2 separate regions of the Homo sapiens genome follow, and region 1 is linked to region 2. The links are chromatin contacts, found by Hi-C or POLR2A ChIA-PET in ENCODE. All regions are on one chromosome and are shown on one strand. Each heading gives the region's core, a stretch centred on a gene start or an enhancer-like site at or near the end of the contact. The rest is flanking DNA. Distances are from core to core; before and after follow the strand shown.

Evidence for each region. Hi-C counts contacts between places; a loop is a spot of excess contacts on that map. ChIA-PET counts read pairs that join two places held with the same protein, here RNA polymerase II (POLR2A). Pooled maps may share reads with other maps.
Region 1: a loop to region 2 is called in a map of CD8-positive, alpha-beta T cell, with 4 times the contacts of the local background. The contact joins two enhancer-like sites. A Hi-C loop is called at or near these places in 3 of 168 maps with a recorded cell type or tissue (B cell, CD8-positive, alpha-beta T cell and naive thymus-derived CD4-positive, alpha-beta T cell), 2 of 37 single-sample maps with no recorded cell type and 6 of 50 pooled maps. POLR2A ChIA-PET finds 5 or more read pairs at or near these places in 3 of 52 experiments (A549, OCI-LY7 and activated CD8-positive, alpha-beta T cell).

What each region holds. Positions count from the first base shown.
Region 1 is chr5:40,574,606-40,579,840 of GRCh38, forward strand. No RefSeq gene overlaps it. Among named protein-coding and RNA genes, the nearest start is that of PTGER4, 100 kb to the right of the region's middle. RefSeq lists an enhancer at 3,962-4,121. Within about 2 kb of position 3,951, at least 4 of the 41 ENCODE cell types and tissues checked have a DNase peak (open chromatin) inside an H3K27ac peak, as active enhancers do.
Region 2 is chr5:40,621,501-40,627,056 of GRCh38, forward strand. LOC105374737 (a long non-coding RNA gene) reads left to right here. Exons shown (of 3, transcript XR_925942.3): 2 at 2,626-2,768. Among named protein-coding and RNA genes, the nearest start is that of PTGER4, 56 kb to the right of the region's middle. Within about 2 kb of position 2,156, at least 2 of the 41 ENCODE cell types and tissues checked have a DNase peak (open chromatin) inside an H3K27ac peak, as active enhancers do.

The DNA.
Region 1 (5,235 bases), core at 2,701-5,200, 45 kb before region 2:
AATTTCCCTCATAACTCATAGATTATGTTCTGCTTGTCGCTATGTGGCAGAATGTAAAGAGGACTTTCTTTATTGGGCTCACTCTGACCTGGGTTCTAATCCCAGCTCTCACGTGTACTATCTATGGGACTTTGAGCGAAACTTTAACCTTCATCGTTTCCTCATCTGAAAAGAATGAAACAGGGAAATAAGGAACAGGGAAAAGGCTGATTTGAGGATTATATGGAATAATGTGTCATGGATAGCAACTGATAAGTGTTCCATAAATGACAACTGTAATAATTATTTTTAGTTGATCCAAAAATGAAGAAGCGATCACATAGCATACCCAAGAAGACTATTCCTCCTTTTAAAAAGAAGTCTATTAAGGTATCATGAGGGAGAGATATTTAAGAGTTCAAGGAAAGATAGCTGCTTTAATATCAGAAAAGGGAGCTTAGAGATAGGAGTATCCTAGTTACCATGGCTGGTTAATGACGGATAGTTTGACTTGTGTATCCCCATATCCTGCCAAACCAAATAATCCCATGCTCTCCTGCTAGACCAAGTCTCTCCTATAATCCTTTTTTTCAGAATCATATTCTACCTGTTATGGAGAAATAAAATATTCACTTTAGAACATATTGTAGGAAATCACCTCAAAAATTATCCAGTCTGCCCATGGGACATTCTCTATCAAAACTTTACCACATAGCTTCTTTTTAGCTGTGGCAACTCTCAGCTACAGCTGAGAGGCTATGTAGTGGACATCTATTATTATTTTGTCTCCACAGTATACTTCTGCCTCTGGGCACAATACAAAATATCAGAACTTCCCCTTCCCTCAAGTTCAATGATATGATTACCAAGGAAGCCACCATGTCCTTCCATAAGTTTACCCCTGGTCACAGCTGAGCAATGTAGGATGTACACTAAACCAAACTCATCAATTTGAGGACCTCTGGACATGAAGCAGCATGAATTGAGGCCATTTCCCTTTGGCTGCTGTAACTGTTAAATGTAAGATTCATGAACTGTCAGCAGCCATTTCCCGCCTTTGAACTGGAGAAGCAGAGGCAGCAATCTGCAAATCAGCAAGAGCCAGCATCCTCAGGAGCATAGAGGAGAACAGAATCTGGAGAAAGAGGGCTGTGACAACATCTAAGGCTCTGTTCCTGAAGCAAGGCAATGTTCCTTGGGTTCTACCAGTGACTCAAAAATTCCTCTTTTTCCTTAAGGTGGGGAGATTACAAAGTATCGTGCAACTAAAAAGACCAATGAATACAAGGTTTTAACATATGGGTTAAGAGACCTAGACCATAAATCTCTCTAGGGACGAACTTATAATTGGAGATAGTCGTATTCCAGGGCAGACCTTCCTATGCCCAAGCCATGGTGCCTGCAGCTGCCTACTCTGCCCCTTTTTAAGTAAAGTGATCACATGTCATAGTTCAGCCCAGGAAGTCCCAGTGTATGCACTTGGTCCCAGCATACTGCACAGTTAGCTCCCTTTATTGTTGAAACTATCCTGATTTGAGCAATAAAGTATATGTCACCTTACTCACAAGGCTAGATCTGCCACTGTCAGCTTCCACTTCAACTTCTGCTGCTGTTTCACTCTTTGTCACCATATACAGTATTTGGCAGAGCACCTATAAATGAATCCCAATTTCAGGAAGCGTGGACCATATGAGAAAGCTAGAAAACCCATGAAATTATAAAATAATACTACCAGATAGGAAACAATAACAATAATAATAAACAAGGTAACATACGTAAAGCACATTGAACAGTTTGGGGAACACTGTAAGCTCTCAATAATTAATAGTTATTATTATCATTATATTGCATAATAGGATTATCTCATCCCTTCTGTGGCTATGGATGAGACTGTTCCTTAAAAGTTAAAAGGTATACAGTAAAATAAAAATTATAATTTATCACTTTAACATTTAATAAATAGAAAATATTCCCTTAAGCCAGCAATCTGAAACAATTATTAGGAATCCTTCCTGAAAAGTGATTTATCTAATAATTATGATAGAATTTTCCATCTTTTCAATTCTGATGCTTTTTTAAGGAAAGGCAAAAATGTATTATGGACAAAATGAAAAACAGAAATAAGTTTTACCTTAAATATTTAGGAAGTTTTTCCTTTTGATTTAATGATGATAAAGGGGTGGTAAACAAAAGTACACAGACTTAACCTTGCAAAATTTCTCTCTTAACCCAGTCAAAAGGAAGACTGTTTTTTAAAATTTTAAACAGCCAAAATTACCCAAAAGGAAGACAGGAAAGTACAGAAGACACAGGAGTATCATTACATCATGATGGATGATAAGGAATAAAATGCTGTTGGCTTGCAAAGTGATAAAAAAATAACTATTTTACCTATGATATTGAGTTATATTTCATCAGATTCCTTCCCTTTCTCCCAAGTACTCCCTTGTCACACCATTAAGATCCTGAGTCATTTCAAAACATGGCAGGAGGTGTGGGGTGATATTAATAATAAATAAAAACACCCAGGATCTCTACTCCAATTTTCTCCACAAGAACACCAAGTAATCTCTATTATTTCATGACATCTTTTGCAAGAGGATACAGATGGGCATTATTACTCCTATTATATGGTTAGAGAACCTATGCAAGAAAACTGGACAAATAATTCTATATCATATTAGCTGAACTAGAATTATAACCCTTGTCTTTCTTGTATCTCTTAGTGAAGAGAAAAGAAGAGACGATTGGGAAAATATCAATTTTATAACCAATTTAAATAACAGTTTAACTGTTATCTAATACTAATTTAAATAACAATTTAAACTGTTCGTGTATGTGTTATAAAAGATTACTGGGAATTCCTTTAATACACATAATAAAACATGGTACATCCCAATTTCCATTTTGTAAATGTAATTTATGCATACAGGTACAATTTATAAGCATATAATTTTATGCATATAATTTATGCATAAAATGGAATGATACTATACATATTGTTTTATAGCCTATTCTTTTGGGGCAACACCATATTGTAAACAACTGTCATACTTCTACATGAACATTTGCAATGGCTGCAATGTGATCCACTCATAGATGTATCCTAATCTATTTATTTTTGGAAAAGTTTTTTCAAAGCCAGCGTGAATACTCTTCTTTGAAAAACACAGAAAGAAACTCCTCACAAAAAATATAGATTGATTCCTTTAAAAAATAATTACTGAGTACCTTTAGTATAGCAGACATTCTGGGGAAATCTCCATGAAAAGACACTCAAGTACCAAAAATTTAGGGAGAAGGGTAAGCAAACAAGCCAGCAATTACAACAGTATGTGGTCAGTCACCCTCGTAAACTAAGGTAACATTTTTTCTAAAAGTTAATATGGGTAAATATGTCAGAAGTTCTAAGACTGTAAATATCTCTTGCGCAGACAAATCCCCTGCTTAAAATTTATTATTAGGATGTAATGGGACAAGGTACAAAGATGGTGGTACAAGACATTTATTGTAGTTTGTTAAATAAAGCAAGAGAGAGGGAGCAAAGTAAATATCCATGAAAAGGGAATGGTTTAAATAAATTAGAAGGCATCGAAAGTGAATAGACCAAGGCCTTGAAAATGGTGATGCAGATGAGGGAACAATATTTGGGATACATTATTAAGATTTTTTTTAAAACAGGCTACATCAACATGTGTGTATGTGCATGCATTGGACGGATAAAATCCAAAATACTAGTAGTGGTTTTCTCTGGGTTATAAGGTTATTGGAGCCTTTTTTTTTTAATGTTCATAGAATTTTCTGATTTATATATAATGAACACAGAACGTTTATTCAAAGTCAAAATTAACATTGAACATTTTTAATAGAATGTGTTACATGAGAGCATACATACAGGGTTCTCTAGGATCCCTTAACAGCCTGAAGCTAAGAGGGAGCGTGGGGATGGCTTCTCAAATTAGTGACACTTATTTAAACTGAATCATCAAGGAAACATAGCAGTTAGCCAGTGATATACAAGGAAATGAGCACACCAGGATGAAGAAACAGCCTACGCAAAGCCGTGGAGGCCTGCACAGCACAGCCCCATCCAAGCAGTGTGAGTAGTTCACATGCTACAGAGAGCAAACTAATATCAGAACTAAAAGTGTCTGTGAGATTTTTAGTATATTCCATTTTTACCTACGCTTGAGTCATTTCTGACAAATAACAAAGGCAAAAGCCAGATGGTCACATGCTAAGGAATGAATGGGAGGTGAGAAAGTGTTGAAAGTAAACACAGGGAGGGGAACATCACACACAGAGGCCTGTCAGGGGGTGGGGGGCAAGGAGAGGGAGAGCATTAGGACAAATACCTAATGCACGCAGGGCTTAAAATCTAGATGGCAGGTTAATGGGTGCAGCAAACCACCATGGCACATATATACCTATGTAACACACCTGCACATTCTTCACACGTATCCCAGAACTTAAAGTAAAATAAAAAATAAATAAAGTAAGCAGGAATTCAAGAAGTGCCGATAAATAGTGAAAAGGGAGAGGGGTAACTAGAGTTGTGAGAAGGTTTTACTTTGAAGTGGGGAGAACTGAAAGATGCTAATAGGGGAAAGAACCAATATAGGGGGAGAGGTTGATTTAAAAGAAGGAGGAGGAGGAAGAGGAGGAGGAGGAGAAGAAAGGAATGGACAGACGTGATGATAGCTTAATGTTTCTATTTTGGGGCAGAAGGGGAGATCCAGAGAGGAGTGAAAGTGTAAGCAATTAGGCCAGGCAACATTGCAGGAAGTCATCTCTTGCTTCAAAAAACTACAAAAAGCCAATTCATAGAAAGAATCGTAACTTCAGTTTCCTAAAAGATAGGACCAGCAAGTAGCTATGACCAGAACAACCTAGAAAGTACTTAGTATAGTCAGCAAAATGTGGTAGAAACAGAACAGCACATTACTATCTCACCCCTGCATAACAACAAAAAATATTCTGTGACTTTTTATAACAACTCCTAAGGAAAAACATTATTGAAAAAAGTATAGAAGACAGAAACTAAAATGCTCAAGCAAATGGGAAGCACGTTCCAGCAGCAAAGAAAAATCAGATTTGGAATTTTCATGAAGAAATAACAAAACCTATTAAAAGACATGATTTAAGTTAGTGGCTTCTAGTCTTTCTAAGAAAATCTTTTTTAACATCAAAAATATTTGAGAACACAGGTGGTGGTAACTAAGCATTTAGTAATTATTGATTGAGAAAATACAATAG
Region 2 (5,556 bases), core at 906-3,405:
TAAGTAAGATCCCAGACACTGTTCTAGGAGCTGGGATTTTCCTTGTGAATGCGACAGAGAACCACCCTGCCTTGGTGGATATTAAAGTGAATATTTATATGAAAGCAATTTTTATAAACTTGAAAGCACTACACAAGGTAATATGTTTACTTACATTAAGTGTATATAATTTTATTTTTAAAAGTCTTATTTTATCATTAAAATGTTTCTATCAGATCTAGTATTGGTACAGTCCATAAGAAGAACATAACTGAAAATATCAATATAATCAGTTGGAAAAGAAAAACCTTTTGTAACAAGAACTGAATTTCTGTAAAATATATCTCACTAAATGAGTTTAACAAAGATATTACAGCATTTCCTTTCAAATAAGGAACTGCTGATCATCTGTGAGATAAAAATCATGAAAACAGAGACTGAATATAACAGAACCTGCCAATATTAATCTGACCCTTAATATCCATCTCTTCCACAACACTGTAAATCCCTTCAGGGAGTTTGTCATGAAGATACATACATCTATCATGCATTTAGTTCTCTCACAGCACCTACAATAAGACTTTCTTATACATTGGCTTAATGAATGAAACATGCCAGGCACTCAACTCTGGGAGCTAATACTCTACTGCCACCACCATGGTAAGTAGATGACACCAGTTTACCCAAACTAGTTCCAGTGTAAGCCTGTTGCAGGATAACTATTAACAGTGCCCCTTTCACTCACAGAAGTGTCATGTTTTGCAAGATAAATCATGCGTTTGCCCTAATTATAGGACTTAGTCATGTTTATCCTACTATTTAATTGCTTTTAAGGCAAAGAATTCAAGAACATTCTAGCTTCGTTTCCTGATTTTATTTTGCTCTGTAAGCTAGAAGAATAAGTGCAGATCCTGATAAATGCATTCCTGTTTCACTCTCATCACAGGACCTGTGGGGACTCTCCTTAGGGAGAGTGTATATCTTTTAGAGACCAAGCTAAACCACAAGCAAACCTTGCCCTACGAAGACAAGGCCACCAAGAAACTTGACTGAAAGGCAAGAAGTCTCAAGATTCCCCCATAAATAAAGATATGACCTGGAGGGAAAACTTTATCTCAATCCTGGTGATCCTAAACATCTATTAGGTGGATAAACCATGCTGCCTGCTACATCCAGGGATTTGGGAGGACAATTGAATCACATCTGTTAATTACTTTGAATTCCAGAGAAATTCCTGACATTGTTAGAAGAATGTTACAAAGGTCAGATGGTAGGATAATTTTTCTCTAGTTATAACTTCAGGGAAATTACCCCAATCTAGAGTTCTACTTCCATCAAATGTGCAAAATAATAACCCAGTAGCACCCCTTTTGACTTTACCCCTCTGCTCTCTCACAACCCTGTGAACATGCATGGTGAGGCAAGAGCTTGGGGCAAATGGTGGCACGCAGCAACTATGTGAGGGAAATGCTGGTAAGAGATGGCCAAGTTTTGAACATAGAGAATGACCTTGAAGATAAAGTAAAAGCAGCCTACATCCTTTGTGCTTATATAAATAAAGTCCAGATCAGGACTGTGAGTCAGGGACTTCTGATTTCTAATCTTCCTTCTACTCTGGGCCTGGTAGTGATATAGGCAATTAAGTGGAAGCCCCAACAATGTACCAGATGTCCTGAAGAGGAGGTCCAGAAAAGGAAACATTGCCTCCCTTCTTCCCAAACTGAGGTTAATTCCTGTCCAAGCCTGAAAGTCCAAAATTAGATTAAAAAAAGAGTTCTGGAGGCATCAAACTGACCCCAGGGAAAGTGTGAAGCTAAATGCCCACTTAGGGTACTCTCAGAGACAGGTTTATGTCACCCTGGACTTATATAAGATAGGACAGATATCCCCAATTTAATTCTGATATAGGTTAACATACCTATCTGCCTTTCTTTCTCCTTCTTTTATAGTTCATACTTCTTAGCTATCCCACTTCCACACCCAACAGTGACAAGTCATTTAACCTCTTCATATTTTAGTTTCCTCATAGGCAAAATCAGTGAGGCAGTTGAGAGAGGGATAGGGACTACATTTAGACAAAAACTACCCTAGAGAAGCCCTGTATTTCTTCATGAAGCAGAGGCACAGCTACCAACTCCCTGCACCTAATCACTCTGCAAAGTGTGAAGAATAAAGTGAAAGCGACCTAAGGCACCCACATCAAAGGCAAGCTAATTCTGTTGCTACAACAAAGGATGGTTATAGTATAATTGGAGCTGTGCAGGGTTCCATAAAACAATTCATTTATGCATAATACTCATTGCAGGTCCTTCCCAGTCTGTTTTCCCTCTGTCTCCAAGTTGGGGCTATAGGAGTCAAAGAGAATTGCCTACTTATAGATCCCAAACAACTTGCCCCCATCTGCCATGCCTATAGAAAGGGAGATCCGGAAGTTGAGAGCCTGGATCTAGCACACTCTCAAACAAGAATCAATTCTATGATCTTGGGGCAGTCTTTTAACTTCCTGGACCAATTTTCTCTCCCAATGCCAATGAAGGGTTTTGTCTCCATTCTCCATTAACTTTAAGATTATTTCTATTCAAACATCTCCAATTGCCTGAGACTTTTTATGTTCTTTTATATCTCCTCCTTTCTGTCTTCTTACAGTTGTGTTTGTGCTCCCATGCTCCTGTATTTATAATCATCTGGCAGAGGCATAATAGATCAGAGGTTAAGAAGCACAGCCTTTGGCATTAGAAAAACCAAGATTCAAGGTTCAATCCTGCTACATAAAAGCTGTGTAACTTCAGGTAAGTTATCTTTCCTTATCTGTAAAATGAGATTAATAATAGTGCCTACCTCACAGGGTTGTAGAGATATTACATGCAGAATGCTTGACACTTATTCATTCAGTTATTCAAGCACCTACTTTGCAACAGGCACAGTGCTGGACCCTGGGAATACAGCAATGAGCAAAACAGATGAGATCTCTGCCTATATGGATGTTACTATCCAATGGGGAGTGAGTTCTTGAACAAGTCATTGCTAAAGTCCAAGAGTGATACATCCTATGAAGGAACCATCTGGAGGGGTGCAGAACAATGTAGCAAGGAAATTAATTTTGGTGGAAACTTGGCAAGAAAATCTTCCTCAAGAAAACTTTAAGTCTGAGTAGAACGGGGGCCAAGGAAAGAGTGGGAACAAGACCCCAAGCAAGGTTGGGGAAGGGCTCATGGGAAACCCTAAAGCTGGAAGGAGTGGCCATGGCCAGAGATGCTGAGTACAAAAGTGGCTAGAGAAGTAGGCAGAGGTTTCATCTTGCAGGCAGAGCAGTCACACAGAGGTTGGTTGTTGTCATTATTACCATCCCCACAAATTTAACATATCTAAAATGAAATCCATCTTTTAACCTAAAGCAATTCCTCCCTCCTACCTTCCCCATCTGTTATCATGGCAATGTTATTTTGATGGTTTTCATATTTTAAAGTCCTCCTTGGTACTTTTATCCCCTTAGCACTTTCATTCATTTATTCCACAAGTTTTAAGTACCTACTTTGCTAAGAGCCTAATTTATTATTTCAACTTTTCCGAGTTTCTTCCTCTCTATGCTCTTGTTTCTATTCCAACAGCTCCTGCCCAAGGCCTTGTTACCTCATGCCTGAGTTATCTTCATTCTATATCAACTCTAAGAACCCCTGACCACAGACTGAACAAAATACTGCTTTATCCATCTTTATTACTGCTCAATAATATTAATAATAATAATAATAATGGCCTCCCATCAATCTTCAGGTGAGATCAGTCTTCAGAGTTCTTCAAGATATTCCCTGCCTCTCCTCAGGCTGCTCTGCATGTAGGATGAAGAACTTCCATTCTCTTCAAACTGACCTCCTTTGTCCTCCAAACACATGAGACTCATTCCACACTCCAAGCCAGTTCTCAATCCATGAGGCCCATTGTAATCACCTAAAAAGTGCCTAAAATACCCATGCTTGTACCCACCTCTGGAGATGCTGGAGAGGACCTCAGTCATCAGAATTTTTTTAAGCATGCTGGGTGACTCAAATGTGCAGTCAAGGTTGAGAACCACTGCTCTATGCATCCTGCCTGCTGTATCCCTGCCTAAGATGCCTATTCTTCTTCCCTCCCCCACCCCTTCTTCTGTGTCCTTGTAGGTTCAACAATTCAGACTGTCCCTGTCTTCTACTGATCATCTGGATTCCAACTTTCTCAAGACCCTTAGAGTATTAGTGGTTTGAATCAGTTGTTTTAGCAATAAAAAAGCTTTACACTAAGTGGGCATCCTAGAACTCAGGACCTCTAGTATATGATGAAATAAAAAGATTAGTGTGAGCCAGTCTTGGAAATTTATGATTATTTATAAGATTTTATCTCTAGAAAAGTAAGTCCTCCCTTATTGAAGAATCTAACAACCATCAGGAGAATGCACTCAGATTTCTAATGTGGCACACCAAGCACACAACCCTGCCTGTCTTTACTGCCCTTGCCACTCTACAGGAGTAAGAAATATCATGTCGCTAATATCTCACATGCTGGCAAAGACAGAACAAATTTTTCAAGGCCCTGGTGTCGGTTTTCACATCCTTTGGCACCTACTGGAGTCCCTCGTAGTGCCTTCCCCTTTGCTGAATATGTAGCAAATGTGCAATGTTAAATATTGCTAATTGTCCTCATCTTGGAATGAAGCACTTCATATAAATGGTTTTTCTAGAAAGCTAAAATTTACCTCTTTGAATACACAAGTTTTTTGCCTTATCCATTTTATTATAATACATCCTTACTTACCTTTGAACAGAGTAAATGGATTGAAATCACTTCTTAGCCACTCAGAACCGTTATCATGAGTCAGCAAGAGAGCTATGTAACATCATATAGATGCCTGAGAGGGTTTTTAAAGTATCAAAACACTTCCCTCATATATATTCAGTTATCTGATACTGATATCGTTTGAATGTATGTCCCTGCCAAATCTCATGTTGAATTGTAATCCCCAATGTTGGTGGTGGGGCCAGGTGGGAGGTGTTTTGATCATGGTGGTGGATCTCTCATGAATGGCTTGGTCAATTCCCTGGGTAATAACTCTAGCTCTGAGTTCACATGAGATCTGGTCATTTAAAAGTGTATGGCACCTCCCCGCAAACTCTCTCATTCTGTTGCTTCTGTTTTCACCATGTGAAGTGCCTACTCCTGCCTCGCCTTCCACCAGGATTTGAAAGTCACTGAGGCCTCTCTCCAGAAGCCAGGCAGATGCTGGTGCCATGCTTCCTGTACAGCCTGCAGAACCATGAGCCAATTAAATCTCTTTTCTTTATAAATTACCCAGTCTCACATATTTCTTTATAGCAATGCAAGAATGACCTAACACACAGACATAAACACTTGGCATGTTTATGCCAAAGGGAGGGGAGGAAAAACTTTGAAGACTTACCAAGTCGTGAATGTCTACCTTGTGCCTGAACCTTGCTGTGTATGCTCCCATGTGACTCACACCTGAATCTTTCTGTGTATATTCTGTGTGATCTGGATGAAAGGTTGAGGGTGACTCCTCTTTTGACCCCATTACAGCGTACTTAAATT